Linked DNA regions of Homo sapiens: all the other regions are linked to region 1. A link is a loop called in an ENCODE intact Hi-C map of the cell type or tissue named here. Cell type or tissue: heart right ventricle. All regions are shown on one strand. Links, peaks and the distances in the headings refer to the core of each region. The heading gives the core; the rest is flanking DNA.

Region 1 (4,659 bases), core at 403-4,402:
TGACATTGAACAGGAGGCTAGCTTAACACCTTGCCCAAGTGAGATTCCCAAGCCTCCTCCGTGATGGCTGCTTGGAGTTCTGTAGGCTAATGAGGGGAACCATCTGTAGTACTTTGCCGGCAGATGTGTCCCCCTCATACTGTGCCAATGTCTCCTGAGGAGAGGGTCTGTCGAGGGTTCCAGCATCGCTCTGCGAGGGAAGATTGTGCTATTTCACAAGCATGTAATCTGGAGGCCAAATATTTAATTATTCGCATATACACATTTTAGTATGCCTTGTCTTTTCAAATGTGAATATCAGAATGAATGTGTGAGTTTCCTTATTTGTAAGTTTGTCTTTATGTTTTCACATTCAGGGACATCGTATGATATCCTATGGTTATTTCTTTTGCAAAAATCCTATGCACTATTTCGAATGAAAGGAGGATTTGAATCAAATGAACTACTTATTTGCTGATATCACTATTTCAAAGTCATCAGAGCAATTGCTAAAGAGAAAAATTATAAATATGTTCAGGTATGTTTCCCTTCCTTCCTTCAAATGTGTTCATTGCCATATAGAGTTACTTTCTAATTCTATAATATCAAAAAGTAATAAGAAATTAAATTCAAAAGATAAATCTTAAAATCTTAATGAGTAAATTTCAAATTAAGATGGAATGACATTTCAAAGCATTTACTTGGTAGCATATGGAAAATTATATAAGGATTATAGTAGGCATCAAAATATTTTAAGGCAACCATTAAACAGTTTTAAAGATAGACCTAATTACAAACTCAGCACTTAAAGTAGGTACTTACATACTACAAAGCTGTTTTAAGAGTATAAATTATTTTATTTTGCTGTAATTCTCAAAATTTTATGGCAATTCAACTCTAGCATTCACGTGTTTCAATTAATCCACTGTCATTGATTGAGCCTTACTAAAGTTAATTTGCTTTTTCTAAAACAAAAAAAACAGTAACAATACCCCTTTTCAGGTACTGATTTGAAACTCTTAATTGTATGAGCTCGGCTTCTATATCAAAAGACAGATAAAAGAGACATAGAGGAGACAAGGTCAACTGAAGATTTTTAAGATTTTTAACCAGGGCCTTATTACATATGAAAAGTTATAACATGATTAAAAACAAGGGGGAAATGTCAACATTTTGACTTGGTTGATAACAAGGTTAGGTGAATTTCTTATATCAAATATGCAGGCTTTAGCAAAAGTTTAAAATATGCTCAAAATAGTAGTCTATGTAAATCTCACACACCAACACCATGACCAGCTATTTTACTATCTAATGTCTCACATAGACAAGGTTTTAAATGTTATTTCTCCAACAGCATAGTAATATAAATTAGACTGAGGTAAGACTATGACAATTTCTTCCTTCCTGAAACCTCCTCTTAAATTAGATCTACCTTCCAAAAATATTATTACAAGAGTCTTGGTTCAGATTATCCTTATTCTCTATAACTGACATAAATATAGATATATGAATGACATTTAAAAAGAAAAGTTCTTCTTTATAACCTTCAGCTTGTTTTCATAATAAATTCCACCGGGAATATTAGTAATAATAATTGATTTTAGCAATAAGTAATAGAGTTATAAACAGCTCCAGCTGTTTAGTGAAAGAAATGTCTCAGCTTCAGGTTTTATTTATTAGCATTTGAAGTCCCTCCATAACCCTAGTAAGATCAGTTATGGCTTAATTAAATGAGAAAGATGGCCTGCCAAAGATTCTTTGTTCTTAAAATAAATACTGTATGTTTTCTGTTTTCCTGCAAATCATCACAGCCTATTTCTATTTGAGAATAGATAGGGCTCCAAACCTACATCTACTTCATACCTCCCAAATAAAGTCTCTTTTGCCTGGAAATTTTGTATTTTTTTCATAGTGTACCATCTACAAATACCATCTTAAGAGGTTTCTCCTTTATTAACCATTTGAGAGTTATTCATCTCAGAGTCATACGTGTGAGGAGGTAACAGAGCCTCTTCACAGTAGAAATATTTGCTACTTAAAAATGAACACAAATTTACACTTACAACATGTCCTCAGTGCTGTGTTTGTGATGAAGTTCCATAGTTATTACGTGTCCTAAGTATATGTTCAACCATATCTACAAATGAAAAACAAAACGCTAAAGATTCACTGGCAAAAGATTGAGCTGCTCCATCAACATGGCAGGAATATTTCAAATAAATGATCTCTTCTCAAATCCTTTGGAGAAATGATTGCATTTGTCTGGCCTTTCCTCTCCCTGCCCCTGCCCACCGTTTTTCTCTACTTTCATCTATAATCTCGTCTGCTCCTCTCTGGCCACACTGCAATGATTCCCCCATTATGCTGATGGAAAAAAAAAATGAGGAGGATGAGGGATAAGGGGACGCGAGAAGACCGACGCCTTCCCAGATTTGAGAGCGACAGGGCGGCTCCCCTCTCCTACCACTAGCTGGCGCCAGAGCCCTAAAGATGCAGTGATATATTGCGTCATCTCTTACTAATTAACAAAGCTGTTTTCAAACTGATCGTAGTTATTCAAGGGAAACATGAAATAATTTTGACTATGAACATGTAGTAAAGCAGCAGCATCGAGGGTGATATCCCGATGAAAATAACTCCATTTTATGCCTTCAAGCTTTTGTCTTAAAAAAAAAAAGGCAGAAAAAAGAAAAAGAAATGCATCCTTAAATGATTCGTGGGTTTTTATTTTACCCAAATAATAAACCAAAGGGAAGTCTTTTTATCCTCTACAAACTATTCACTATATATATAAAACTGTAAAACTTTCCAGTTATATAATGCTCTGTTAACCTAAACAAAGTGCCTTTTTTATTATGCTTTTAGTCTAAGACAGAAATGCCCGACACATCAGGGTCACAGGGAAAGCTACTTTACTGCTTCAGCTCCTAATTCACTCACACACTCCTTCCTCCTAACCAGCTTCAGCTTTCTTCTTCCGACCACAGACTCTCCAAGATTTTGCTTTTCTCATCCTATCCTTCCCTCTTCTTGTACAAGCGAACACTGTCCTTCCAGACTCTTCCATGGCTGCAGAAGCTGTAGGGAGGAGCCCTCGGCCAGCCAGACAAAATGCACGTAATATTGCTCACTTTAGGAAAAGATGGCTCCTGGACAAACGAGCAGCAAACAGTGCGTTTGGTTTGACGACATGAATTATCATTATGCAAGTAAGACAGAGTTTAGGTCTGGCTAGAATAAAATCTAAGGTGAAAAATTCAAGCACTGTATGTGCTGCCATAGAAAATGTTATTTTTCATTTGGGAAATTTTCCTACACATGTAGCACATTTTTATCATTAGAAAAATGAAAGACTCTGATTATTTTGGCAAGAGAAAGTACATTCAAACTTCAGTGAAATACTATAATTTTTTTAAAGAAATACTTTATAGTTTGACTTGTGAATATATTAAATGGCTGGGAATACTCATTCAAATCACATGCCCTATTACCCACCCCATGCCCTCATTTCCTCTGGGAGCTGCGGAGGTCTGGCACTTGGAAAAAGAGGAAAAGAAGGAACGGGCTTCTCTGAGCCTTCTTCTGGCTTTCATAGGCAGAAAAATATCAAGCTTTCTTTTCTTCACCCTTACCCTAATTCCTCAAAGAAAGAATGCTAAGCTTTATCTTGGGTGGACTTCCTTTACCCTACACTAAAAATAAGATTGAAACTTGTTTTCTCCCTGTATCAGCCAGATTTCTACATGTGGTTTGTCAAAGGCTGCTCCTGAACTGGTTTTCCCACAGGATATCAGTGAATCATTACCCTTTAATCTCCAAATAAGATCCCAGAAATGAACAAGAGCAGAAAGTGATCTGGAATGCAAATCAATGTTTGTTTTGATGGCCTTTTGGTTTTCTAGTTGAAATCTCCCTTAGAAATTCTTTTATTATGGCACCTGGGTGACTTTGGTCTGGGAGAGAACATTCAGAAAGTGAAAATGAAGTTTGAGGAAGTCAAAAATGCTGCATAGCAAATGACGCAGAAGCTCAATGTGTCTGCATTGTAAAGAAAGGTCAGGTTTAATCCTTTGTTATCAGTCGTAATTTTGCTGGTCCCTTTCAGGAGACATCATGACAGGGAAACTACATTAACCACAATTTGGTATGCCCTAATCTTCATGCTAACTACAGTTTTCTTTTGTTACTTACTGGCCTTGACCTTTAGATGGACGGCATCAGGTGCTACTGAAACCAGCAGATCTCTCTCTAAAGCCTAGTGCAGGCCTGAGTCATATGCAGTTTAATTCATATTCCACTCAACATGCCCGTTTTATTTCCAGTGGAAATTGCTCATTTAATTGCACTGTACGTTTTATGGGGTATGCCCCAGGCTGCGTTCTTTATGCTAGGCATTTCAGTATTTATGGGCATAGCTATACCCAAAACTTCAAACATAAAAGTAAAACCAGCAAAATATGCTCTCCTCCAGTTCCATAAATGCTTTTCACCAGTTTCATTATTTTTTCCAATGAGATTAAATGGGTGTGTTAAACCTGTAACATAGACTATTACTTGGTGTTTCCAGAGCTTCTTTTGTCCTTCATATTCAAATCCAATACAGCCCCTTTTTCCTGCTTCTGAATGAGACTGCAAAGAGCAAGTATGGTCCTTCTGTGTATGGTCTAGCGCCCAGGAACA
Region 2 (4,000 bases), core at 1-4,000, 590 kb after region 1:
TGTTGAGGACGGCCACCTGTTCCCACAGAAATCACAAAGCTTGGTTTTCACAGAACTCGTCTCCATCTCCAGGAAGGCCAGAGGTGAATTATAGTATGTGTTAGGAAAATGAACCTAGTAGCAAGAGGAATGGGATCACTCAGCACAGGAATTGTTTGAAATTTGCCCTTTGGAGAAAATAAGTGCTGTTAGCGCCCACAAACATGTCCCTTGAAGTTGATATTCTAGAATGTTGAAGGCTAAGGAATCATACCTGCTCAAGCAATGGGGCTGGATTACTTTTCAAACTATGTAACCTTAAAACAAACAAACGAACACATAAACAAACCAAAACATTCTTAGCAAGGTCTGTTGAAACCTGAACCCATCTATCGAGAAAGTAAACCAAGATTATTCAAGGGCTCACAATCAGACGATAAGGAGGGTCAAGCCAAGACGAGAAGAATCTCAAACAAAACGCATTCCATGACATTTCAAAAAGGATCTTACAAATTCAGCATGCCCACCCATATCTCAATTTCTTAATGTGTGCAATGTAGTTACCTGGGCGTTTCTCTTTGTACCTCAGTTTTATCATCTGTAAAATAAGAAAAATAATAGTAGGGTTTTTGTGAAGACTAAATAAATTAATACAGGTAAGGCACCAAAAACTGGCCTGGCAGCTGGTAAAATGTTCAGTAAATGTTTATTTTCCAGATGACTGTCACATGGAGTAGACTGAGCATATACTGGGGCCCAAGAAAAGGGCCTCAGCAGCATGAACCAAGGTCTCCAAACTGGCAGTGTAACATCTCTCTTAGCTGCCTGATCCTTAAATGGGATAGAGCCGCTGATGCCTCCTTCAGAGGCTTGCTGTTAACATTCAATGAAATAAGAGCTATGAAAGCACTTAGAATCAGCAAAAATGCTGTGGTTATCATAGCATTTGTCTTAGTGAACAGCAATATTTGAAAATGTATAATGATTGGTATCATGTTATCCTACAGAAAGCCCAGGAAATGTATTTTAAAGTCCGTCCACTTGTAGATGCTTAACAACAGAACAGTATTTAAGCCTCTTATCCCTGGATAGGTTGAACAGAGCCTCGCTGTAAGTTCTTACCAGCCCTTCTCAGACTCTCACCTTTCGTGGGTGTGGATTTGATTATAGTGAGTGTAAAGAAGTACCTGTGGATGCTGCTCTGGGAAGGCTTTCAGAGCCAGTATGAGGCCAGATGCTGGGGCCCCCAGCCTGGGGGGATGAGGTGAAATCTGTTTTGAACTTAGATCCCTTCTACCATGTGGTCTTATAGAAACGATTCTAGAGTTTTCTGTTACAGTGGGACTGTAACAGACTTGCAGTTTTTATTAAAATTCTGACTTGTTCACAGCCTAATTCCTTTTAGTCTCAATGAAATGCTTTAGGCCCTGGATGGAAACATCATCCTGAATTACATGACAGTCTTAGAATATTCTCTGTGGAGGCAAGGCACGGTGGCTCACTCCTGTAATCCTGTAATCCCAGCACTTTCGGAGGCCGAAGTGGGTGGATCACAAGGTCAGGAGATCGAGACCATCCTGGCTAACACGGTGAAACCCCATCTCTACTAAAAAAAAAAAAAAATTAGCCAGGCATGGTGGCAGGCGCCTGTAGTCCCAGCTACTCGGGAGGCTGAGGCAGGAGAATAGCATGAACCCGGGATGCGGAGCTTGCAGTGAGCCGAGATGGCGCCATTGCACTCCAGCCTGGGTGAGAGTGCAAGACTCCGTCTCAAAAAAAAAAAAAAAAAAAAAAAGAATATTCAAAGAACATTCTCTGTGGCTATCAAATCCAAAGACAGAAAAATCCTGCACAGATGTTGTGTATTGACTATAGATGTTCTGATATCTGGCTAAGGTGGTGTCTTTGTGAACGTTATGAATTGCTTCTAGGGAAGCGAAAAGCACCTCAACAGAGCTACCATTTCACCAACATGCAGTATTCTGGGGAAAAGGAAGAGAAGGAGTGCCTGATGGCTCTATCAGCTCTGGCAAGGAAATGAATGCATTGAAGGAATAGAGTGCAGGCACACAGACAGCGAGGCTCAAATCTCCTGGCTGCATGCATGCTGCAATTACACACCACAATAAAAAGAATTAATGTAGCATCTGACCTGCTGACCTCCAGATGCCTACTGCACCACCTCATCAACAATCCCCAGACCTCCACGGTGCCTCCTTGGCCACCCGCCGGCTGCCTCACTGGGATACAGCAAGCACAAGGGCCTTACACAGGCTTTGTTCTTAAGGCTAAACCAAAGGGGAGAGTCCCCCAGTCCCTCCACCTCGTGCCTGGGCAAATGAATAAGCTGTCCATGTCACTAACATATTCCAGGTCATGCGTACACACAAACATTATTATATCTCGATATTACTTTTAAATTACTGTCTCTGGGGTTTTAGCCATTTTCCTAGAAATGTGGCTCAGCAAATCCTTACGTGGAGCAAGGATGGCACCCAGTGGCCAAAGTGCTTCATCTCAGACCCTGTTTTCTCAGGGATTTTCCATTTGCTTCTCTCTTTGGAGACAATGAATTGCCATGAGATCCTTTTGTAAAGCCAGAGTTGAAACTCCAAATCATATGACTATCCCGTTAAGTTGGAGCACGTGCACACACACACACACACACACACACACACGCACACACAAATGGAAACAGTATCAGGAGCTAATTCAGAATAGCTAAAATTTCTGAAAAATCTTTAAAATTTACCTTGAGAGTTTTATGTTAAAATCATCATATTTCAGATGTGCAGATTACCATCCATGATGTTCCCAATATCAAGTATCACTATAGGAAATATTATAAAAAATGCAAGCCCAGTCTCACATTCTTCACTTCATATTCCCCCAAATAGTCTCTAGTTCATAAGTGCTCATGCCTTAAACATAAGACTTTATCACCTGACAAGTGCTTTATCATGAAACTGATGTTTGCAATCTCATATCCTTGTTATCTTTCGTACAAGGTACTTGGCAGGCCTGGAGAGCACAGGATAATAGAGTGGGACTACTCTTTTTCCTTTGAGCTTTCCAGATGTCAAGAGATTTTGATACAGCTAGATAGCCAATCAGACTGTAAGGAAGACAGGCGAGATGTCAGAATAATGAACCATATACTCTCTTGCTAAGAATGATGCAATGTCTCCATAATGTTTCTGTTTCCAATTTCCTTAGGTTCCCAAGTAATCTAAAACCCCAGGGCAAAAAGTCACATGGATAGTACAACCACAATACAAAAAGAAGTTTCTAATAAAACAACATTACGTATTAATTGCCCAAAGAGTACCATAAACAGTCTTACTAAAAGTCAATATGTTGAGTTCAGCCAACAATTCTGTCTTTCTCAGACGTCATTACCATTCATGCTTATTTGACCCCCAAAATGTCAAAATGCCACCAAGATTTCAAGAATAATAGCTGAATCAAAAGAAATGACTTAAAAATGAAACTCCATGACATTGCTTCCATTTTCCTACTCCGCCACTTGAAGAACAGCATTGTCTTCAGGAACAGACAAAACATTGCAGAAGAAAAACCAAAGCAGAGGGGTTCCATTTTTCTTGCTGGTTCTTTGATCCTTAGTTGCCTTCTACATAAAATGGAGATATGCTAACCCTGCCCTCACCAAGACTTTGTGAGCCTCAAGTGAGATAATGGACATGTACCTGTTTTTATACACTGCAATTTCTTAGTACTTAAGACATTTTTCTTATTTAAACATTTATAGGTAGCATTAGTGTATAGTTTTTATACTGATGAGATTGAGACTCTTGTTTTACCCACGTAATCACACATCTTCCTCATGAGTATTATTATATTATATTACCTTTCAAATATAATATAGTCATGGGGGCTTTGGAAATTACTTATATGTAATTAAATCAAGCTGAGCTATCTTGAACAGAGCTTGAATTAAAAAATTTGAGTATGCGAAAATCATAAAAACCCCTAAATGTTTTGTCAACATTTATGTTGTTTT
Region 3 (4,000 bases), core at 1-4,000, 600 kb after region 1:
CGATTTATATATACAGATAGGGAGAAGGATGGGTGCAAACATATAAAAGGACAGGGAATGGGCAGAAAACACCAAGTAGAACTATTTGGTTAAGGATAGCTCAGTGGGAGCATGGGAAACAGGCTGGAAAAGTGAGCTGAAAGTTAGAGTTTGGAATACTTTTAATGTCCAATTAAATAATTCGAATTGAAAGAATCTAGAGGCTTCTAGAAGATACTAAACTTTGTGAGCTGGAACCTACACCAACAGAAGAGTTCATCTGTTCATCTGTTAGCTGTGCACAGGATGGATCTCGGATAGGGTCAACAGCAGGAGGCGGGAACCCAGCTAGGAAAGCAGTGTACAATAATGGCCTGCCTGAAGGAGAATGAGGATCTGAACTAGTGAGGGCTGTGAGGATGGACAGGAGCAGGAGATGTTTGGAAGGCAGAATGGACGGGACTGCATGTGGGGGCGGGCAGTGATGAGGACCCCATGATGACTGTACAATGATAGCCAAAGTGTGCAACTGGAGATTGAGGGCTACAGAAGCCCAACAGCCAGGAGGTCGTAGCTCTGTGCACACTGAACGAACAGTAGAGGGAAGGCCACCCATTGTGATGGCTAACCCAAGCCCCTCTCACTGAAGTGAGGGACTACGTGTTCTTCATTTCCTGGCGTCACAGCTAGAGTTATCAATGGATCTAATTAGAGGAAAACTAAAAAGAAGATAAAGTGATACAGTCCCAGATGCGCTAGTGTTCTGGAAGGTTCTGATGACTTTAACCTCTCCAGTTCCCTTCACAGTTCAGGAGTCAGGGATCTCACTGGGCCACACTGTTGCTCTCCACTGGACCTTCAGGACTTGTCGCCGCTTTGTTCCTAGCGCTCTGAAACAAAAATGAGCCCTCCTTTGTTTCACTGCCTCAAGTTCAGACTTCCTGCGCCTTCCCGTGTGACACTTAGGGAATGCAGTGAATTCTGCTGTGCTAACATGGGGGAGGGAGAAGGTGGGAGAAAATCCTCCAGGCCCGCTCTTCCTCCCAGGGAAAGGAGATGCTCACAGTGATCTTCTGGGGAGAGTGTCCTCGCTTTGTTTTCAAATAGAAAGAAGTGACAAATAGTGGCTGCTGAAGTTGATGTGAGGGGAGGTCAGGGTCACCACAGGATGTATTTTGGTCAGGCGGGTCCTTGAAGGGCCCTCAATACCTAGCCGCTTAGCTCAGCAGGAGGGAAGACGAGCCTGGGCTTGCAGATCTGGTTCCCCTCATGCTCAGCACCCACTCCCCCGCCCTCCGCCACTATCTTCAATACTCAAGAGTGACAAAGTACAACCATCCTTTTTCTGATGTGGCATTTGATTAAGACACAATTCATACAGACAGCCGGACATTTGAACGCGAAGCACTCCGCATATTTATGGATGCGTCCTGAGCAGTGCAAGCCGCCCGGCTCGGCTGCTGCTTGTGAGCAGGAGATGCCCTTTAGGGTGCTGATGCAGCTGTTTCCTCTGCAGTCAATTTCCTGGTGAAGGTTCAATAACTTTCTCTGACGATAAAAAAAAAACTCGGATATTAAACTTGACATAAATACTATTTAAAGTCAAAACAACTTCCTAAATTCCAAAGGCGGGCACAGAAGAGGAGACAGCATAGGCTAGGTAACGAATTCCTTCTATATAGCTTCGAGGTAATCTTTTAAACAACCTTAGAAATGACCCGAGATGCACTGGAAAGCCACTGTTGGGATTTCAGAAGGTAGCATTTCAGGAAGGCCATGAGAACTGAGACTGTAGATAAACAAGACAAAGCTCCTGCCCTCTTTCTGGTACCCAGAAGTCCTGCTTTATCCCCGGCTGTGGAGGAGCCTCTATGGGTCATCTGCCCTGAGGGGGAGGAGCTGGAGGTGCCCCTACCGATGGGGTGGGTAGTAAGCTCCCGGCCTCTGCCACCCCGCTGCTGTCCATGGGACTCAGGTCTACCCCTCTTCCTCTTCGGCGTTCTCTGTGTCGCCTGAGTTTGGGTAAATGCCATGGTGTTACCCTCTGTCTGCATAGTGCACTCCGCCTCTGCAAGGGGCTGCTGCAAGAATTGGGCTCTTCCAGGGCTTCGGAAATTGATTGCACAGGGCGGTGGCTAGCGCGTGTAGTGCCTTTGTGGCAATTGGAGAAAGGAGCGCCACCTGGTGGATCAACTACTAAAAGGCACTCCATGCACTTGGCCAGCCAAGAGAAGGGGGGCAGCCCTGCACCCGCCTGCTGTGCAAGGGGCCCTAGTGCAGGGCATAAGGCAGACACATCTCCTGGCATAGCTGTAAAGGCAGTCTTGAGGGCTGAAGCTTCTTATTATACACTATTTCATGGATTAAAGTGTCTTATCAAATCTAATTTTTTTTAAGCCTAGTAAATCACATCCTATTGCTCAGTCTGCAAAGGAGGTCATAAGATCCTATTTTTGATGCAGTCATTCTTATTTCAGTATATAAATGCCACAAGGAGTACCTATTCTTGGTACTTTATTTTATTTTATTTTATTTACTAGGATATTAATTTGTGGCCTAGTCATTAACATTGAAAACTTGAAATATGTATGAGGTAGTCCAAACCCAAACCCCAACCTGAGTTACTGGTGCTTAATTACTGAGGCAGTTACAGTGCTGTAAATGAGTTCATCTCTGATTGCAGCCGTAACCCATGCAGTGCTCAATTGAAGGAAGGGATGATACAAGGTGGCAATATAACACCACAACATCCATGAGTTGATTTTAATTGGTAAACTGGCAATATATAGTGAGAATTGTTTGGTCTGTCCACCGCATTGCAATTTAAGGAAAGTCCATAAAATTACAGGAGCATATAATTGGGGTACTAAACTCATTTTCTTATGTTATCACAGCTGGCATCTTTAGGTTATTGAAAGCCTTTAAACCAGCCATCTTCAAGGAGATGTAATTGTCAATGTGGTCTTTATACATTATTCCTGTTAGCACAGAGCTGCAGAGATAAAAACAGTCACTAAAATATGCACAAATTTTCTGTATATAACTTTCTTATTTCAAGTTCATGGAAGATCAGTAAATGTTAATGAGGATTAAAAACCATTTTTTAGATCCTGGTTTCCTCATTAGATGCACAGGGCAATCAACCCATAAAGGATAATTTATTGATACTACAACCTGAATCAGACTTTTGAAATAGTTAATTCATTAGTTCCAGGAAGTTCTGTGATCTTTTTGTGTATAGGTGAAGCTGCAAGAAAGACTGTTTCTTGAAGTATAAATGATATATCAGAATCAGGAAAAATAAACCCAAATTCTGACATTCTTGGATGAGTAATTATATGTTGTTTTATCTATTTATTCTGGCTGCACAGTCCAAGGACACTTCTAGAAAGGTTTTCACACTCTAATCCCATTCTCCCACCCATCACTACTACATGCTCCTCAAGGAAATTTTTCCCAACAGAAGTAATAGGGTTATCAGAACAAAACAGAACAACAACACTCTCCCTAACAAGGCATTCTAGAATAGGGGGAGAAAATCCCAAAACATAAAGGAGTATGAAACAGAAAGACCAGATATGAGGAAGGGTAAGATGGCATCAGCCTAGCATTAATGATTATTAAAAGATTCACTACAGGTTTATCTTATGTGAAATCAATCTTCCTTTAGGCCCCACAATCTCTGAGTACAAATGGTACAAACTAAGAGTAATTAATGGTGTATATATCACATTCTCCAATAGTACAGAGTCTCCATCTCTCCTACTTATTTTTGGGAGTCCTCAGGGTGTACCTTACCTGCCTTAAAATGTGACCACTGAGCCTGCATTGATTCCATCGATGCCATCAGCTTCTGCTGGTCACACAGGTAGGAAGGGGCCCTGCCACGGGTCCGTAGTGATGCTTCCTTCATTAGGCTGCTGCCTTCTGTTAGCACACTGACCCATTCTATCGGGAGCATTTGATGCACTGAAACCATACCAAAGCTCATGCCTTCTGTGTTTACTCACGTTCTGAGCTG
Region 4 (4,659 bases), core at 311-4,310, 170 kb after region 1:
GTCCCAGCTCCTTCACTCCCTCATATGCCATACTGTCTCAGTACCTCTCTGCATGTTCATTTTAGGGCTTGATTTTGTCTCTAAACTTAGAGCCCAGGAAAAAGTATTCAGTATCCTTAGAGCACTAGGAGTTGCGTTGGCAAAGACAGATAGCCTGACCCATTATAATATTAACTAATTTCAACCCACACTAATTATCAAAGGTACTCATTTAAGGAAAGATGTGGTGTTTAGAGTAATCTTGTGGAAAGACTGCTTTCACTTAAAAAAAAAAATGGGGCCAGGTACAGTGGCTCACGCCTGTAATCCCAGCACTTTGGGAGGCTGAGGCAGGAAGATAACGAGGTCAGGAGTTCGAGACCAGCCTGACCAACATGGTGAAACCCTGTCTCTACTAAAAATACAAAAATTAGCCGGGTGTGGTGGTGCATGCCTGTAATCCCAGCTACTCAGGAGGCTGAGGCAGGATAATTGCTTGAACCCAGGAGGTGGAGGTTGCAGTGAGCCAAGATCACTCCATTGCACTCCAGCCTGGGTGACAGAGTGAGATTCCATCTCAAAAAAGAAAAAACAAAAAGGATAGAGACAGAATTTAAAAGTTCTCTGACACAACAAAAATTGATTTTTTTTCTTAAATATGAAAGATTCACTTAGTTTTTTGTTTTGGCCTCAGGTTGGTTTATTTATGCACTATATTTGTTTTTATTGCCATGGTGATCTTTTCTTCTTTCTTTTTTTTTTTCTCCCCTGCAGTTCAGTGGTGCCTTCTTGGCTCACTGCAACCTCTGCCTCTGGGGTTCAAGTGATTCTTATGCCTCAGCCTCCCGAGTAGCTAGGATGACAGGAGCACACCACCACGTCTCACTAATGTTTTGTATTTTTAGTAGAGACTGGGTTTCACCATGTTGGCTAGGCTGGTCTTGAACTCCTCACCTCAAATGATCCGCCCGCCTCGGCCTTCCAAAGTGCTGGGATTAAAGGGGTGAGCCACCGCACCCGGCCGTGTCTTTTGCTGTTGCTGTTTAAAAGACACAGGTCACCTTTTAGCTTCTGTCCAGTTCATTACACATGAACAATTTGGTTTTCTTTAGAACACTCTTGAGCCCTTGAAATGTCATACATTGTAGGGGCCAGTTTTCTTATGTTTTCCCTGTCAGCAGATTTTGTTAAAAACATCTTGCTGATAGACCCTATTTTATTAATGATGAGATTCAATGAACCCCTGCAGGGTAAGGTTTTTTTTTTTTTAAATCTCTTTTGATGGGGTTTGATGTAAACCTCAAAGGTCTTCTCTCTATGTCTGTTCTATTCCTTTTCTCTTGCATTATTAATTCACCCATAAATTGCAAACTTCTAATGAAGTATTACCTTCATGCTAACTTCCTAAGTTTCAGGGCAGCATCTGGTGACATAGGGATCATTTTACAGCAGTGTCACAGCATCAGTTGACAAGAGGGTCAGTAAATAGCATTGTTATGGATCTTAAATGAATCCAATACTTACAGCAAACCAGGTGGCGTGGAGTTTGGCTGTATCAGACGTGCAGGATAATGATGCAAATGACCATGCTTACACAACCCCTCTGCATGACTTAGGAACAATGCCTACATTATCTTTAAGATACAGAAAACACAAGTAACATGTAAGAGACACTGTTAGAGTCAGTTCCCCTGATCACTAATATCGGTGTGTCGTCAGTCATTTTTTGTATTCCCATGTAACTGATTAAATCTATTTGGGAAAAAGTGTCGGCCATCGTATCTTAGATTCTGTTTCTTAAAAAAAAAAAAAAAAAAAGGAAGAGTGAGTTGGGGGAGGGCTGTTGATGGCAGTTTGCTGCCGCTGAGTCTGGCCTGCTGTTTTTCTGGCATTTTTTCATCTGTGCTGCCATCTAGAGAGGAGAATTGGAAACACGCAAAAATAAAGTCCCAAGATGGAGTTCAGGGAAAGTGGATACTGTGTATTTATTTGTAGAAAACTGGAAGAAACATCATGAGATTTGGGACTATAAATTTATGTTTTTCTCTTCTCTCTCTCTGTCCCTCCAAGATCCAAAACAGGACTTGGATATCTGTTTCTCAGTTTTTGTGAGGACATTCCAGGCATTGCTGGGAAGCCATTTCCTGGATTCGAACTGACTCCTTACATACCTAAAATTCAATTGTATAAACTTTCTGGGACCTCTAAATTGTCAGAAAGTGGTCTCACTTTTCTACAGTTGAAACATTGCTGGAAATGCTCACATTCCCAGTTCTGTAGGATTTGGAAATAAAATGGCAGCTTTTTGTGTGTGAATTAACAAGAGAAAGAAGTCCTTTCAACACAGTGGAGCAGTTTCCTGAAGTCTGTGCCTTCCACAGAATCTACCAGATCTGCGGGATGTTTATAGGTGAAACGTTGGTCAAATGAATTTGGGGATTGCAAGGTAAAACAATGTTAAGCAGTTTTTATAGGCTTTAATTTACCAGTGTCCACTGCCAGCTTGCAAGAGAGGAAAATGCTGGGCAAGCTTTCCCAAACTTGTTTGACCTTGAAACCCTGGGCTTTTCATAGACCTGGTGTTGTGTGGCGCTTACATTCGGAGCTATTACAACAGGGAAAGGACATTAGCCTGCTGCATGCACACTACGCAGAAACACCAGTCCTCCCTGACCCCATCCTATTCCTTCTCTCTGTGTCTCAATATTTTTGAAGTTTTGTTTTGGTTTGAGTAGAGACTGGGGAATTTAACTACTTTTTTTCTCTAGCAGGATTGTAACAGGAGTAGGATCTGTTTGATACTTGCTACTCCCAGGTAAAACAAAGTAAGTTTACCTACAACATATGCCAAATTTTCTCTCTCAGCTTACATGTCAAACAGCACATAGTAAGATAGTCTTTTTACTCAGAACACATTTAGTGTGCTCTAATTCTGTGTAAGGTACCACTGGGAGGGGAGAACAGAGAGAAATAAAATATGATCCTTGACTTAGTCAAATCATTAAATAGATGGAGTGATAAGCTTATACACAGATTACTACAAGATCCCTTATACAGATAAATAATGGTCATACTAGATTTAGTCATCATAACTGAAATAATAGGGTTTAGTTTATGTGGAGCAAGGCCATGGAAACTATCCATGGAAAAAGAAACTAATAGCCTTACAGAAACTCTGTTATAGTGGCATCCATTGTTAGAGCATTTCACCTTATTTAAAAAAAAAAAGAAAAAGTCAATGGCAAAGAATATCTGTCTGTATTAATTCTGGAAAGTGACATTCTTGATGAAACTAAGTGAACAATATTAATAATGCTTCTCTTTAGATAATTTTTCTGCATTTTAGGAGATGGACCATATAATTCATAGTTTTGACTCAAAAAGTAATGTCTCTATTTAGGTATTAATAAGGATATGATCCCTTACAAGGGATACATATTATTTCCACTTCATGAAAACAACAGGGGCTCAGAGAATAAGCTTGTTTAATAGCTTGTAAAGGGCAGGCTTGGAATTCAAATCCAGTTCTGTCTGGCCCCAAATTGTTATTTTTGTTTCCCTTTTTGTGGGGCAGAGTAATTTTAGAAAATGTTTGCGTACTTTCTGATTTCTATAGCCTAAAAATATGATGCCAAAGAAAAATGAGGAAAACAGCTTTCCTGAGCTTTAGAGAATTACACATACACAAATAGGAGACTATAAGCTTTGTGAGAGCAGAAACCTCAAGGCCATATCTGTTCTCTTTGCCACACTAAGCACAGAGCTTAGCACATACCTGGCATATAGATCCTCATTAAAGATTTGCTCAATGAGGCACATATGAATGATAGTGTTTGAGATTAGGTGGTAGGCACTCATGAAAACTTTCAATATCTTCTTGTATTTTTTGCAAGATAGTCCACAGTTTTGAATCTGCAAAGGAGAAATAAGATTAAGGTTAATGCAGGCCATTTGAAAGTATGCCTTACCTCCTCATGAAATGGTCTGAATCTGATCAAGGGCAATTTTCACATTTGTGATTGTACTTTCCAGTTAAAACTCAATAATTAATTAATCATATTGTGAGTCAATTTGTGGATGATTGAGAACCTTCCCCTGCATAGTTGTTTGGTCATTCCCCAACAAATTCATTCCCTGAAAATGGCTAAAAAAATTAGGCTTGAAGTAAAACTAGATTTGAAGGCAACGACTAAATCTTCTTTATATCTGTATTCCTAGAACACATTCCTAGAATATATTGTGCTTTATAATAAGAGCACAATATATTTTGAACTAGGAAGGAAGAAAAAAGAAAGGGTAGCAAAAAGGAAGAAAAATGAGAGTTAGGAATCTTGGATTTAAGCCTTGGGTTGACAATGTGAATTTGGGCCAGTCATTTCTTCATTTTGTTTCTCAGTTTCCCTTTTTGGAAGCCAGAGGAGTTGACCTAGTTGACCACTAACACACCTCCAGATTCTAATTGCCTGTGGAAGAGAGACTGGGGTCATTCTTGGTATAAACATGCCCATGCTTCCTTTTTTCCACTAGGGGGCACTGTAGTACTAGCGCAGTGGCCTCCATCTTCCAATTTATTCAATTCTGTTGACAGTATTTTTCCTGTTTTAGTCCCCTGGAAAACATTCTTTACCTTTAACTTTCAAACTCAAATTTACACTACAAAGTATGAGATTTAATTTGGTA
Region 5 (4,659 bases), core at 341-4,340, 250 kb after region 1:
GCAGGTACCAAGCTTGTGTGAGTGGATATGTGGGTACACACCTGCCCTTACCACAAAATATTTGTAACATACACTACTAAATGTATGAATGACTAATAGTGTGTATTTCCATTTTCAAATGCGTCATTCAAACAGTAACAAGTTTCTAATTGGTAGATTATGGTGTAGTGTGTGAGAGAAGTGTGGGAGTAAAGAATGGCACCCCAAGAACCTGAAGTGATTAGTGACTGCCCAGAGTATTCTGTCAATGTGAGGTAAAGCTGGTCTTGCCTTATTTGCCCTTCTTGCCCCCCGCCCCTTTCCTGTGCCTCTGTTTAGAATTTTTCCCCTTTATACCTGTATATTACTTTTTCTTTCACTCATTTATTCATGATAAATGTAGTAGGAATTGGACCTTTGGGACGCAGTTTTTGAGCCTTGAATTCAAGTTTTAAAAGGTTTCTTTCTTTTCTTTTTTTTGAGACAGGACCTCACTCTGTCACCCAGGCTGGAGTGCAGTGGCAATCATGGCTCACTGCAACCTTGAACTCTTGAGCTCAAGGGATCCTTCTGCCTTGGCCTTGTAGTAGCTGGGATTACAGGCTTGCACCACCACACCTGGCTTTTATTTTATTTTATTTTTGAGAATTAGGGGTCCCGCTGTATTGCTCAGGCTTATTTTGAACTTCAAGGCTCAAGTTATCCTCCCACCTTGGCCTCCCAAAGTGGTGGGATTACAGGTCATTGTGCTTGGCCTTAAAAAGTTTTTTAGAGTGCTAGTTTCTTGTGGACTATAAAAAGTTGACTGTAGGTAGTTAAATGTATATTTGGTTTACCATATAGTTGAAGCTGTTTAATTCATAATGGAATTCTATCATTCAAAAAAATTTGTAGCTATTGCTAAGAAGCCCAATAGATTTTATAATAAACCATCATGAAAGTTCTGTGTATATATGGAAGAAAGAATTATTTTCTCAGAACAGAGAGAAACTGCACTGAGATTCAAAGGCTGAGCAGCGTATTTGCCTCAGGTTCAGAGAGTTGTGGTAACATACATTTTTAATGTATGGTATTTGTGTGAGGCCTCTAATTTTCCTCCATCTCTGATTACTAATTTCATCTGCCTATCCCATGGGTGCCTATGAAGGTTCGTGTGTGTGTGTGTGTGTGTGTGTATAATGTATATAATATACATATATGATGAATGCATTATAAATAATATATCTGGATATATTATATATAATATTTTGTGTTTTGTGAAATATGCAGTGTTATTTAGTGTGTATATTTTTAATTCCCTTAAATGCTGTTTTACTATGGATTTTATTGTTTCTCCTTTGTGTTTACCACTGTTTTAAACATTTCATCGTGTTTCTATATGCATATCTATTCAACTTACTGCTTTTGATTGCTGCATTAATATTTCATGGAATGCATTTTCCACATTACTTACCTGCTTCTCTAGTGATGCCTCCAGCTACTCTTACAAACAATGCTCCAGGGAATATATCAAATGTGTTCCCTTATGGAATTGTATATGAATTTCCTATGCAATATATACCCAGGAGTTGTATAGTTGGGTCATAGAATTGGCATTACCTATGAAAGCTTACTACATGATTGCTCTGTGGAGTGGCTTACCAGTATGCATGTGGATTCCTTTTCTTCATGTTCTTGTTAACAACTTTCTGTGTTCTCAAATCTCATATTTAAGCCACTTTGCATTATCACACTGCTAAGAATTATCACATTGATTAATAACTTATTATATCACAGGGTCACATTTTTATTCTGGCAACTAGAGCTGAGAAACTTACAATGGGGATATTGAGGGAAGATTGAAATTCTTGTTGAAGTTTAAAGTGTTGCATGATAATGTTCAAGAAGGCTCACTGTCTAGAGGACACAGATTATACCTTGTTGACCCATCTAGAAACATGATCTTATCAGAGTCCTCAAGTTGATTACATTTAGATAGTCTGACTGCCCTCACCAGTTACCAAAGTTAATTAACAAGCCAATAAACTAATTCATGATGAAAAGTAAAACTGTAGATCCTTTTGGCCATTTCAGTTGTCCTTTTTTTTTTCTCTCTAGGAAATCACAATATTATCAGATGAAGGTAGCTTTGTGAGTTTTATATCAGGGCAAGAGGAAATATTGATCTGAAGAGTGAAGCATCTTTTATTAGAATTTTGATTATTGGAATTTTATCAGAAAAACTTTTATAAAAGTTATTAGATAGCTGAACTTTTACAGTTGTTAACCCAGAATGAAAGTAGCCAAAATCATTTTTTCCTTTTCCTTATTTTCTAGTGAAAAATATTATGACTATTATGATTAGAAATAGCAATGTAGAAACCATGCATATATATCAGGATGTTTGCAGTTTATTACTAGTAGAGGAATAGTAGTGTGACAACCAGTCTGTAAACAGAGACTTCAAAGTGAAAATTTCCCATTTTAAGAATAAAGAAACTCTTTATGGTTTTTATAATAGTAAGGCTAAATCTAAATATTTCACCTAAAGATTGTATAATAACAGCCCTGAAAAATGCAAAATGCTGAATATGTACATCATGTACATATCATGGGAGAATACTGCCACCTTGTGCATATAGGATGCTATTTTATGCCTCCATTTTCTTTTGTTACACCAGCTAATACTTGCTTTTTCAGTTTGGTACTGTGGTTAGATGTGTAAATGTGTAAAACATTTATTTTTTTATGCAGTAAAATCAAGCCAACTATTCTTTCGGCAGGAGGAGGGTTTTTTTTTGTTTTGTTTTGTTTTTTTGAGACGGAGTCTTGTTCTGTCACCCAGCCTGGAGTGCAGTGGTGTGATCTCGGCTCACTGCCACCTCCGCCTCCCAGGTTCAAGCGATTCTCCTGCCTCAGCCTCCTGAGCACCTGGGACTACAGGCATGCGCCACTACACCCAGCTAATTTTTTTTTTTAATTTGTAGTAGAGATGGGGTTTCACTATATTAGCCAGGATGGTCTTGATCTCCTGACCTTGTGATCTGCCCACCTTGGCCTCCCAAAGTGCTAGGATTACAGGTGTGAGCCACTGTGCCTGGCCCGGTCTTGTTTTTTGAAAGATGTTAAATTTGGTATAGTTAGCTCTAAGAATTGGAATGTCTGAGATCATACTGGTTAATTGACCTCTGGGGTTAGTTGAGAATTGGATTCTTTTATTTGAATCTTATGGAAAGTTGATGATTCTTTAATCATTCTTCATTTTAGTGCTTGCAGTACTTTGGGGTTATTCTGAATGGCAGAATTCATTACACTATCGGAAGTATAGGGAATTTGGCTTCTGACACAAACATATCCCTTGATTTTTAAATGTTTTCCTTCAGCTGAAGTGCAGAAGAATTACTACAACACAGGGTGAGCATCCTTAATTTGAAAATCTAAAATCCACAATGTTCCAACATTGGAAACTTTTTGAACACTGTCATGAGATAGTGATTCCTTTGCTTCCTGATAGTTCAGTGTATGCAAACTCTGTTTCATGCACAAAACCATTAAAAATATTGTATAAAATTACCTTCAGGCTATGTGATAAGATGTATATGAAACATAAATAAATTTTATGTTTAGACTTGGGTCCCATCCCCAAGAAATCTCATTGTGTATATGTAAATATTCCAGAATCTGAAAAATATCTGAAATCTGAAACACTTCTGGTCCCAAGCATTTTGGATAAAGGATACTCAATCTATAGTAACATGTAATAGTTTCTTGAAACAGTATTGATGTAAATCAAAAAATGAGTTCTTTCAAATATTCTGGTTATCTGACAGCCTGACTTAGATGGGTTTCAGATATTATTGCCTCTCTGAAGAGGAAGAATTATGAGACTGGAAGTCAGCCTTTGGATACTCACAACTAACTTAGCTGCGTGACCAGGGATGCTTCTCTGGGCAGTTTCTTTATCTGAAAAATGAGCAATTGAACTGGATGGGTTCTGAGGATCTTTTTAGTTTTCAAATTCTGTGACTATATAAAGTTTTACTCTAATTTTAAAATGTTATGCTGTAATACCGTTCAAAATACTTCTATGTATAAGAAGTTATTAAAAAATTTAATCATATAGTTATATTTAACTATCAGAGTATATACTAGTAATTTGGTGGGGATGGGGTTAGAATATGTGTACATAAAAGTTTAAAACTAGAAGCCTGGGAAATTTACCTGTTTTTTATTTAACACCTGGGGTACTTGAAGATATCAGAAGATTGGTTTGGGGGTAATCTAGATTTTAATTGTATATGATTTATGCATAATCCTGTTTTGGGTATAAATGCATTCCAAATGCCTACATTCAACTTCTGAGAAGACTCCAAAAGTTGATATAAATATGGTAAAGTCCATTTCATAAGCCCAATTTTATGACTGGGATGAAAAGAGAGAAAAAGGTACCTACAGTTGAAAATTTGGAAGTTCTTTAGAATATTACCCAACTTGAAAATTTAAGGCCAAAGACTCTTCAGGATGTAAATCCCTTCATTTTATAGTGTATAACAGCAGATCTTTCCTGCTATCTTGATTCATTTCCTCATGAAGTGCTAAGAATGAACCCATGTGACCAAGTTTAGCTTTTTACTTTGGGGCCATCTGGGGATAAGTTTTTAAATTCTAGGGATAATTTTAAGGAAAATGATTTTCGTTGTT
Region 6 (4,659 bases), core at 269-4,268, 160 kb after region 1:
GGAAGGGAGGGTCAAAAGAGAGGAAGACCCAATATCTGGAAACCAAAGAGGAACACTGAGGGGAGAATAGAAATGTCTCCATTTAAACCTCCTTTTATGTCTCCTCATAAAATTGTTGGTCAAATCCACATTACTCACCTCTACTCTGTGGAGTTTATTTGCTTTTGGGGAAACACAATAAAGTACTAAGTCCTGCTATAAGACAGGGCACATGAAGCCAGCACCTGGCTTGCACATTCAATTTATTCTTCAGTCATTCATTCATTTATTATTTAACGATATTTATTGAGTACCTATCAGGTGTCAGATACGTGCTAGTGCTGGAGAGTGAACACTGATCGAGACAGATATTCTTGTCTTAAAAGCATTAATAGTCAAGTGGGAAAACAAACAAAATAGTTAGAATATGATAAGTGCTATGATATGAGAAGGTTATGGGTGTGCATAGCAGGGACAAATCAAAGTCAGAGGTAGGAGGGAGGTCAAGGAGGACTTAGGGAAGAGGTGGTGTTTAACTGGAGATCAGAGGAATGTGCAGGAATTAGTGAGGTGTAGGGAAAAGTTGAAGAGAATTTTCTAGGAATGTGAGACAGTCCAGAGGCAACAGAGTACAGTGAACCCATGGAACGGACAGAAGAGAGGAAACTGTGGCAAATGAGGTGGGAAAGGTCATCTGTAAACAGATCTTAACTTGTAAATCAAGTTTACATGTTTAGACTTTATCCTAAAGGCAATGGGGAAGCTACAGATGGCTTTAAGCATCTGTAAGTGATGCTTACACAGTGAAAGACCTGTTCAGATTTGTGATTTAGAAAGAACACATGACAGGATAATATGTGAAGTATTAATGGAATGTATTCTCTCCACTCATTTCTCTACTTGGGCTCTGGGCTGCCCATCTGCTCCTTGCCTGCCACCAACATACACATACATAGACAAACATGCACACACCCCACCTCACTCTTTCGCCAGGAGAGTGGAAAGCAAATTAATGATTGTAGAGATTGTCTGCTGCTGAGAGAAATCTAGACTCTACATTGCACAATTTAAATACAAAGGGCTCTGCACTTTAACTCAGAAATGAAACAATTAAAATGAAACCAACTCATACAAATGTGTAAATGTGAATTGGTTTTTCACCTCTATGCTGTGAGGGGAGAAGAAATGATCTGATCAGAAAGCAGATGTGCAGGGCAAAAGGAAGGAATGTTCCTGGATTACTTCGTGGCATTATGGGGGACATGGCTGCCCCTTTCTGAGATGAAGCTACATGGGACCTGCATGTGCACCCAGACAGCCCATCCCCACCCTTCAAAGCTAGCAGGATCTGGTACTTTAGACAGCACACTGGGGCCTGCCTGTGCTGAGAGCATAGGCAACAATGGTATTAGCGGCTCAGGCTAGCTTTAGAGTGACCCCAGAAATGACTAGATGGACAGCTCCCCCAGCCCCACCCGCTACTCACACATGGACCTCCATCTTCTTCCCCACTTCCCTTGGGTAGCCAGCCCCAAGAGGCCCAAGAGTAAGAGGCAAGAACAGGGGAAGGAAGGTTTGAAACTGAATTCTGAACTGAAGTATTTATGGAATCTCAGTTGACAAATCACTGAATTCATTTAAGATAATCTAGATGAAGTTGTCCACCAGGAGGAAGGCTGGAGGTTCAGATTCCAAAATCAAATTTACTCCAGGAAAAAACATCCCATGACTGCACACCTGAGGGTTTGTGGACTCTTGCATCTGTGAGACTCCTTGCTCATTACACTCACATGGCTACTGCATGGTGAATGGTTTGAGATGAAGATTGGAAACAGGGGTTTAGGTGAGACCTGATGAGAGTAGAGGGGAAAGAAGACAAGAAAAAAGGTAGGAGAGGTATTCAGGTGGCAGGATCAAGAGTTCTTGGTGATGCAATTGGACATGAGGTATGATGATGAGAACAGTGAGGAATGATACACAAGTGACTAGCTGCAGCAATGAGTCCATGGCAGTGCTTGCTACCTCCAGGGGGAACTCAGGAGGAGATACACAGATTTGAAGAGAAAATGAGTTCAGTTTGAGTTTAAGATGCCTGTGGAACCTATAGGGTCTGAAGCTCAAGAGAAGGGTTGGAGATGGAGAGAGCTATCTGGGAGCAGGTAGATAGTGCCATAGATACTCAGGAAAGAGAAAGTATCAAAAAGGAGGATATGTTAAATGCTGCCATCAGGTCAAATAAGGAGAGAACTGAAAAGTGCCCCTTGAATTTAGCTACATGGAGATCATGGGTTATTTTGGAGAGAGGAATTTTGGAGAGTGAGTGGGAGGTGAGGAAGTTAAAACAGTGAGTGGACAACTTTTCCAAAAAGTTTAACTGGCAAGAGAAGAGAGGACGGTAGATGGAAGAGGATGTGGCTTTTTTAGTCTGAGAAGGGAGGAGCCAGTGGAGAGGAAGGGGTTGAATATAAAGGTAGGAGTATGAAGGAATAACTGAGAGAGTGAGGTCAATGGGAAGTCAGAGAGAGATGGGACCCAGAGCATCAGGCCAAGAGATTGGCCTTGGATGGAGGTAGGGGGAGTTTTTCTGTTATAATAAGAGGCAAGGTCAAAAAAATGTATAAAGATGCAAGTAAGTTTATAGGTTGTGGGTGGGTGTGGTGGCTCATGCCTGTAATGCCAGCACTTTGGGAGGCCAAGGCAGGTGGATTGCTTGAGCTCAGGAGTTTGAGACCAGCCTGGACAACATGGGAAATCCCATCTCTACAAAAAATTAGCCAGGTGTGGTGGCATGCGCCTGTAGTCCCAGCTACTCAGGAGGCTGAGGTGGGAGGATCACCTGAACCCAGGAGGTTGAGGCTGCAGTTAGCCATGATCATGCCACTGCACTCCAGCCTGGGCGACAGAGTGAGACCCTGTCTCAAAAAAAAAAAAAAAAAGTGTATAGGTTGTTATGGAAAACTGAGACTGCTCACATCTCATAACATCCACACCCACCCAACTCTGATATGTGGGGGAAAAAAAATCACCAATTGAGAATGAGAAGGTAGAGAGGCCAACATAGGGAGGTGCAGGAAGAGGCAAATCCTTGAAATAGCCCCTCTGGAGGCTGAGAAAACAAGCAGGCCGGGGAATAGAGTAGGACTGCAGGCAGCAGTGAGGTCCCACTTGAGGTTGCTGAGCATAAATTTAAGGTAGCCCCAATCTGTGTGACAGGGTGATTTTTTTCCTACAGTGCCCAACAGCCTAGGTAAAGGAATGGCCAAGACAGACAGCTGGATTCAGGGTATACACTCTAAAATTTGTCAGGCAGATAAACCAGAAGAATAATGAAGTAATGGAGTTGAGAACACCGGTCAGAGGCCAATGTTATGAGTCATGGAGTCCTTCCTCAGTAGATAAGGAATAGGGGACAGCAAGCTTATTATAGATAAAGAGAAAGGAGAAAGCAGAAAGACTGCAGATCTTAATAAGTTTGGAAGATAAACGTAGTGAAAATAACCAAATGAAAAGAATTGGAGGACTTAAAAGTCAAGGGTTCAGAGGTGCTGTGGTTTGTTGAAGACATGGCCTAGGGGTGGCCATGGGATTGAGTGATTGAAGCACAATGGAGAAGGTAATTGGAGATGGAATCAAGAAACTGAGAAGTCAGGTATGTTTCACAGAAATACCTAGATAGCTAAAGAGGGGGAGGGATAGCATTAGGAGAAATACCTAATGTAAATGACGAATTATTGGGTGCAGCACACCAACATGGCACATGTATACGTATGTAACAAACCTGCACGTTGTGCACATGTACCCTAGAACTTAAAGTATAATAATAATAAACAATGGTCATTGAAGAGGCTGGGTGTATCAGGGAGTTTGCTGACGATGGAATGAGATTCCCAACGTCATAGAGGAAAAGTTTTAGAGGAAAGGGAATGTAAGAGATATAAGAAAAAAAGTTTTTCGTAATCTCACATACTCAACCAATACAACACTTCCAGTCACCAAAATGTCTGGAGGTTTTCCTCTACCTACAACCAATTCTTCAGTGGACATAATTATCCTATAATTTAACACAATTTTCCTATAATCACTATCTACGTGGAGATAGCATTAGATCCCACAGGCAGAAGGCTCAGTCTCCCAAGATTGCTTCCACTTCAGATGCCAATTCCAAGTAGTAGGTTGTTACCTATACTTCTGACGACTGGTCATAAATTGGGGGTTCCTATGAGGATTCTGCTCCTCGGGTTCAATTAGTTTGTTAGAGCAGCTCACAGAACTCAGGGAAACACCGCTTACATTACCCATTCATCACAAAGCATGTGATGTGGTTTGGATCTGTGTCCCCACCCAAATCTCTCATCGAATTGTAATCCTCAGTGTTGGAGGTGGGGCCTGGTGGGAGGTGATTGGATCATGGGGGCGGATTTCCTCCCTGGTGCTGCTCTTGTGACAGTGAGTGAGTGCTTTCAAGATCTGGTTGTTTAAAAGTGTGTGGCATCTCCCCACTCTCTCTCTTCCTTCTGCTCTGGCTATGTAAGATGTGTGTGTTTCTTCTTCTCCTTCCACCATAATTGTAAGTTTCCTGAGGCCTCTTCAGAAGCAGAAGCTGCTGTGCTTTCTGAACAGCCTGCTGAACTCTGAGCCGATTAAACCTCTTTTCTTTATAAATTACCCAATCTTAGGTAT
Region 7 (4,000 bases), core at 1-4,000, 560 kb after region 1:
TTCTAAGATCTTCCAGAATGAATTTTCTACCTCAAAAATCAAGGACTTTTCTGGAAACTGCAGTCAGAGGACAGAACATCAGCCTCAAGCTGGTAAATAGGATGGATTTTCTCCCTAAACATCCCTTCTGCTTTCTAGTTTGAATTATCAATAAAATGGTTTGGCTTATCTCTGAAAATAACCTTGTTGACAACACAAATATGGATTTAAACACGCTACCTCCACATTAAGATTTAAGAAGCCCCCAGTAAATGTCAGGGGGTGTCAATGTGTTTGCTGTGATACTTGGTTATTATTAGTGTTTAACTGCAATTCCCCACCAGCGCCACGCTGCCTGCACCACCATAAATTTTAATGTGATCATGTGCTCTTCTCTTTTCATATCCAGTGAATTCTGCAAGATCATAATATTCTATATGAACCCTAGCTGAACCTTAGTGTGATATGAAGAAAGAACAAGATTTCAAGCAATAATAGTTGTTCACCATTTTATAGCTTTTTTTAACTGGACACTGAGCAACATGGTTCCTTGAATAATATTACCCTAAACTAAATTCACTCATTCAATTAATCTTTATTGATACCCTACAGGATGCAGGGCATGGCTCAAAGTGCTAATGAGTACATTTATGGGATAGTAAAGAATACTGACTCTTAAAGAAATCTTTTTTTTTCCCCTTGGAAAATCTGTCAGAGCTCATACATCATTTATAAAACCGAAAAAAATGTCTCTGCAACCTTGGCACCACTACATGCCTTTTATTTTACAGAATACAAACAAAAGCAGAGTCATTTCCGATATCTAGTCTACATCGTGAATATAAGAAATATGTCCCTCATCTTTTATCATGTATTTATAGTTATAATTTATTTATTATGTATGTGCATGATGGAATATTTGTTCTATAAACTTCTATTAGTAAAGAAAATTTATATGATGATCATTCATCTGCAGGTTTTCTTCCTCATTTTAACCACAAATAATAACTGTCACTACCTACTGTATTTGTCAGAGGAATTCAAAGTATTTGGGAAATTTTAACTATCTAAATATCTTTTTAAAAACAAAGAATAACATTGAAGCTTTCAAATTTATAAATGTGAAATTTCAGACCAGAGGCATGGAACAAATTAATAAGTCATTAACAGGGTTCCCAGTGAATAAAATGTTCATCATTTTATATCAATTTGCCTGTCCTACACAGTAGTTCTTTTTTTTTTTAATTTCTAAAGGAACAAAACCGCTTTGTTACCTACACATGAACCTGAATACTTTTGCAAAACACAATGCTGAGTCAATAAGTTTATTTTCCACCCGTGAAGTGATTTTAGGGTTAAAGGTTAGGAAGCTGGGGCATATATTTATAATTTGCTTGTCCTGTTGTACGTGGTGCCAAAATTTGTTCAGCAGTGACACACAACTATGCATTTCCCCATTCCCAGAGACAATAGGCTTGGAAAAATACACAATCACAGATTTAAGGTCACACGGAGAACACTATTATTCACTTTAACAGCACGGTATGCAAGGTGGCAGTCATAAAACAGGCCCATCCTGATGGGAGATGCTCTTTTCCGACAGACTGGTTTTGTTGCTATCTCTTTTAGGAAAAACATTTATTTTGTGGTGGGGTGTGTACCTCAGTATTCCCTGTGCTAGAAGAAAAGAAGCACTTTCAAGGAAGGTGGGTAAGGTTTTTTCCCCCTTTTCTGGAAACCAGCTGAGAAACTTTGCCTTGGAGCGCCATCTAGAGGAAGCCTCAGCACACACACGCTGTGCTTTCTTAGCCTTATGACATGACCCAGGTTGAATCCAATGGTTGGTACATGGTGAGTTTCTTTTCTTTTCTTTCTTTTTTCCCCCCAGATTAATAGAGAATTTTGGTTCTAACACAACCCACAGACAGGAAATATGAGATCACTGGAATGGAATTTTAATCACTGATAAGATCAAAACATTGAAAGGCTTTTAGAATCTTCAGGAGTGCCAAAAGCATGAGTGCCCATTGGTGGTAAGAAATAGGGCATCATTTTACCATAGGCCGAGTCACATTCCAGAGATGAGAATTGATGAGCGAGTTAAATTTATTTTTAGCTACACTGATTGAGTCGTCTTTGTTACTTCTGTAATTATTTTCTTAATTAAAAAATTCTGATTAACCAGATTGACCAGAGTCAAGCTTGGAGAAGATACTTACGTTAGAGAGAAACAAATGTTGACACTTTTAACTGACTGTAACCCTTAGTTAAGTTCAACAAAATTTAATGAGCAGAAAATACTATCTTTTCCAGATGTGGCTACTCAATACAATGTGAAGGAGAACAAAATAACGTTGTATTCTTTCTGAAGTCATGTTTTTGTTTTGTGATCTCCTCCACCCACCCTCCTTAGAGAAATTTGACAATGAAGTCTCCTCTTTCTGTGTTAGCATGAATGCAAAAAAACAAAACCTAAGCCTTCTCCAACAATGCTGCTCTTCAAGATTGCTGAGCATACTTGCAAAAACAACTGTACCCTGGAAATATTCTGACGATATGAGCATCCCCATTGTGGTGACATAGTTTAAGAATTCTATTCTCTTCAATTTCTTGGAAAGGATCAAAATTGCCCATATAATGGAAATACCCACTGCAGAAAACTGGATATATATTTCCTTTTGCTCCTAAGTGTCCACTGTGACCCTGCTGCTCTTGCCAGTTTCCCCTATTCCAACTATTTTAAGGTTTGTTATAAAAATCTGTCTCTGTCCTTGACATTTCTAACTCAAAAATGTCACAGCCATTTCTTTTTCCTTCATTGAACAGGGTTCCTACTTACTTATTTTGGCAATTCGCATAAATCCATAGGTTTTCCCAAATAATGGGTTAAAAAGTTTTTTATTGAATGTCCTCTGTGGGCCAGACATATGAAATCTGTACACAAAACATTATACCTTGTTTACTGAGGTAGGATATGGAAAAACAAAATGAAGATTTTTTTTTTCCAAGCAATGGTTGTTACTTGAGCTATTAAGCCTCATGGTTCAAAGCACCTTCCTTTCTCACTTGATGGCTCACTCCTCTAACGGTGGATGCAACAGAAGAATGGAATCAGTCCAGTTTTCCCAGGCCAGTCTGCCTGTTTATTAAGCAGTTGAGGACCCAAAGCACAAGTCCCTAGTATAAAAGACATTCTGGCCCCATCTTATGCTAGATGCACATTTCAGCTCATGTCAATTCAACATACATTTTTTGAAAACCCACCAAGTACATGACAGAGTGCAGGGTGCTGGTGTGACCCTCAATAAATGGTGGTTGAGCAAATAAGTAGATGCTGTTGAAAAAACAAGAAATGATCTCTTCCCTCAGCAGCTTACTCTATAGGAGGATGACAGATTTGTAACTTAAAATACACAGTAGCAAGAAAGATGTGTTGTACTAGATACAGTACAGGGAAAGAAGTAATTATTGATGATTTGGGAGAAAGGGGAAGACTTTGTAGAAAAACTGGCACTAGATGAATGCCTTAAAGGATGAGTAAAATTTTAATAGGCAGAAAATGAGGCAGAGTTTTTTTTTTTTTTTTGAGAAAGAAGCAGAATTGTCTTTGTTCATTTGGACCAAAGGAAAATGCATTTCATTTGGCGTTCTGATTTTGTGTTTAAATTTTAGTCTGGGTGCAAAAATATAAGGTATTTATTTTATGTTGGAAGAGTCCAAGACTCACATTCTTTTTTTTTGTATGGCAATATGTTTACACACACCCACAGATATGTACGTACACATGTGTGTATATATAACTATGAAGCCAAAGAAACCAACATATTTAAGCCAGAAAACATTGTACTTGATGATAGTGTAACAATGTAGTAGAAATTATGCCAAAAAAAGCCTTATTTCTTGCCAGAAGAAGTAAATAGAGGATTTGTTTCAATATTTGCCACAAACATTTGCTTTGAGATTAAATTCCAAGGCTTATATCTGCCCAGCTGCACTAGATATCTCCGTGAAACAGACTGGC

The links. Peaks named below come from ENCODE experiments on the same cell type or tissue, not always from the same donor. Only the 100,000 strongest peaks of a DNase experiment are listed, where the experiment ranks them.
Region 2: it touches region 1 in a loop (4-fold over the local background); 53 of 110 quality-filtered maps call a loop at or near these places.
Region 3: it touches region 1 in a loop (4-fold over the local background); 52 of 110 quality-filtered maps call a loop at or near these places.
Region 4: it touches region 1 in a loop (12-fold over the local background); 102 of 110 quality-filtered maps call a loop at or near these places.
Region 5: a loop joins it to region 1, with 10 times the contacts of the local background. A loop is called at or near these places in 71 of 110 quality-filtered maps.
Region 6: a loop joins it to region 1, with 9 times the contacts of the local background. A loop is called at or near these places in 102 of 110 quality-filtered maps.
Region 7: it touches region 1 in a loop (3-fold over the local background); 45 of 110 quality-filtered maps call a loop at or near these places.

Annotation. Positions count from the first base shown.
Region 1 is chr2:177,162,306-177,166,964 of GRCh38, forward strand. It overlaps LOC105373760 (a long non-coding RNA gene), which reads right to left and starts at 3,205. Exons shown (of 6, transcript XR_001739795.1): 1 at 2,043-3,205. RefSeq lists an enhancer at 4,496-4,659. In heart right ventricle, for the core only: CTCF peaks have their summits at 2,437 (motif pointing right) and 2,636; DNase peaks (open chromatin) are centred at 2,446 and 3,066; H3K4me3 peaks cover 1,906 bases; H3K27ac peaks cover 2,311 bases.
Region 2 is chr2:177,756,546-177,760,545 of GRCh38, forward strand. The region is part of intron 10 of PDE11A (phosphodiesterase 11A); the gene reads right to left. Among named protein-coding and RNA genes, the nearest start is that of PDE11A-AS1, 85 kb to the left of the region's middle. In heart right ventricle, for the core only: a CTCF peak has its summit at 2,475; DNase peaks (open chromatin) are centred at 2,190 and 2,458.
Region 3 is chr2:177,761,701-177,765,700 of GRCh38, forward strand. All of the region lies in intron 10 of PDE11A (phosphodiesterase 11A), which reads right to left. Among named protein-coding and RNA genes, the nearest start is that of PDE11A-AS1, 90 kb to the left of the region's middle. RefSeq lists a silencer at 2,041-2,335. In heart right ventricle, for the core only: a CTCF peak has its summit at 2,168 (motif pointing left); a DNase peak (open chromatin) is centred at 2,161.
Region 4 is chr2:177,330,639-177,335,297 of GRCh38, forward strand. It overlaps LOC100130691 (Putative uncharacterized protein FLJ44553), which reads right to left. Exons shown (of 9, transcript NR_026966.1): 3 at 3,755-3,891; 4 at 1,504-1,613; 5 at 934-1,018. Among named protein-coding and RNA genes, the nearest start is that of MIR6512, 19 kb to the left of the region's middle. In heart right ventricle, for the core only: CTCF peaks have their summits at 1,889 (motif pointing left) and 2,088; a DNase peak (open chromatin) is centred at 1,845; H3K4me3 peaks cover 586 bases; H3K27ac peaks cover 1,164 bases.
Region 5 is chr2:177,413,768-177,418,426 of GRCh38, forward strand. All of the region lies in intron 1 of AGPS (alkylglycerone phosphate synthase), which reads left to right. Among named protein-coding and RNA genes, the nearest start is that of AGPS, 23 kb to the left of the region's middle. In heart right ventricle, for the core only: a CTCF peak has its summit at 2,587 (motif pointing left); no DNase peak of the experiment used is centred there.
Region 6 is chr2:177,324,845-177,329,503 of GRCh38, forward strand. The region is part of intron 5 of LOC100130691 (Putative uncharacterized protein FLJ44553); the gene reads right to left. Among named protein-coding and RNA genes, the nearest start is that of MIR6512, 13 kb to the left of the region's middle. In heart right ventricle, for the core only: no CTCF peak of the experiment used is centred there; no DNase peak of the experiment used is centred there.
Region 7 is chr2:177,723,112-177,727,111 of GRCh38, forward strand. The region is part of intron 12 of PDE11A (phosphodiesterase 11A); the gene reads right to left. It overlaps PDE11A-AS1 (PDE11A antisense RNA 1), which reads left to right. Exons shown (of 5, transcript NR_136171.1): 5 at 1-178. Among named protein-coding and RNA genes, the nearest start is that of PDE11A-AS1, 52 kb to the left of the region's middle. In heart right ventricle, for the core only: a CTCF peak has its summit at 1,744 (motif pointing left); a DNase peak (open chromatin) is centred at 1,730; H3K27ac peaks cover 1,530 bases.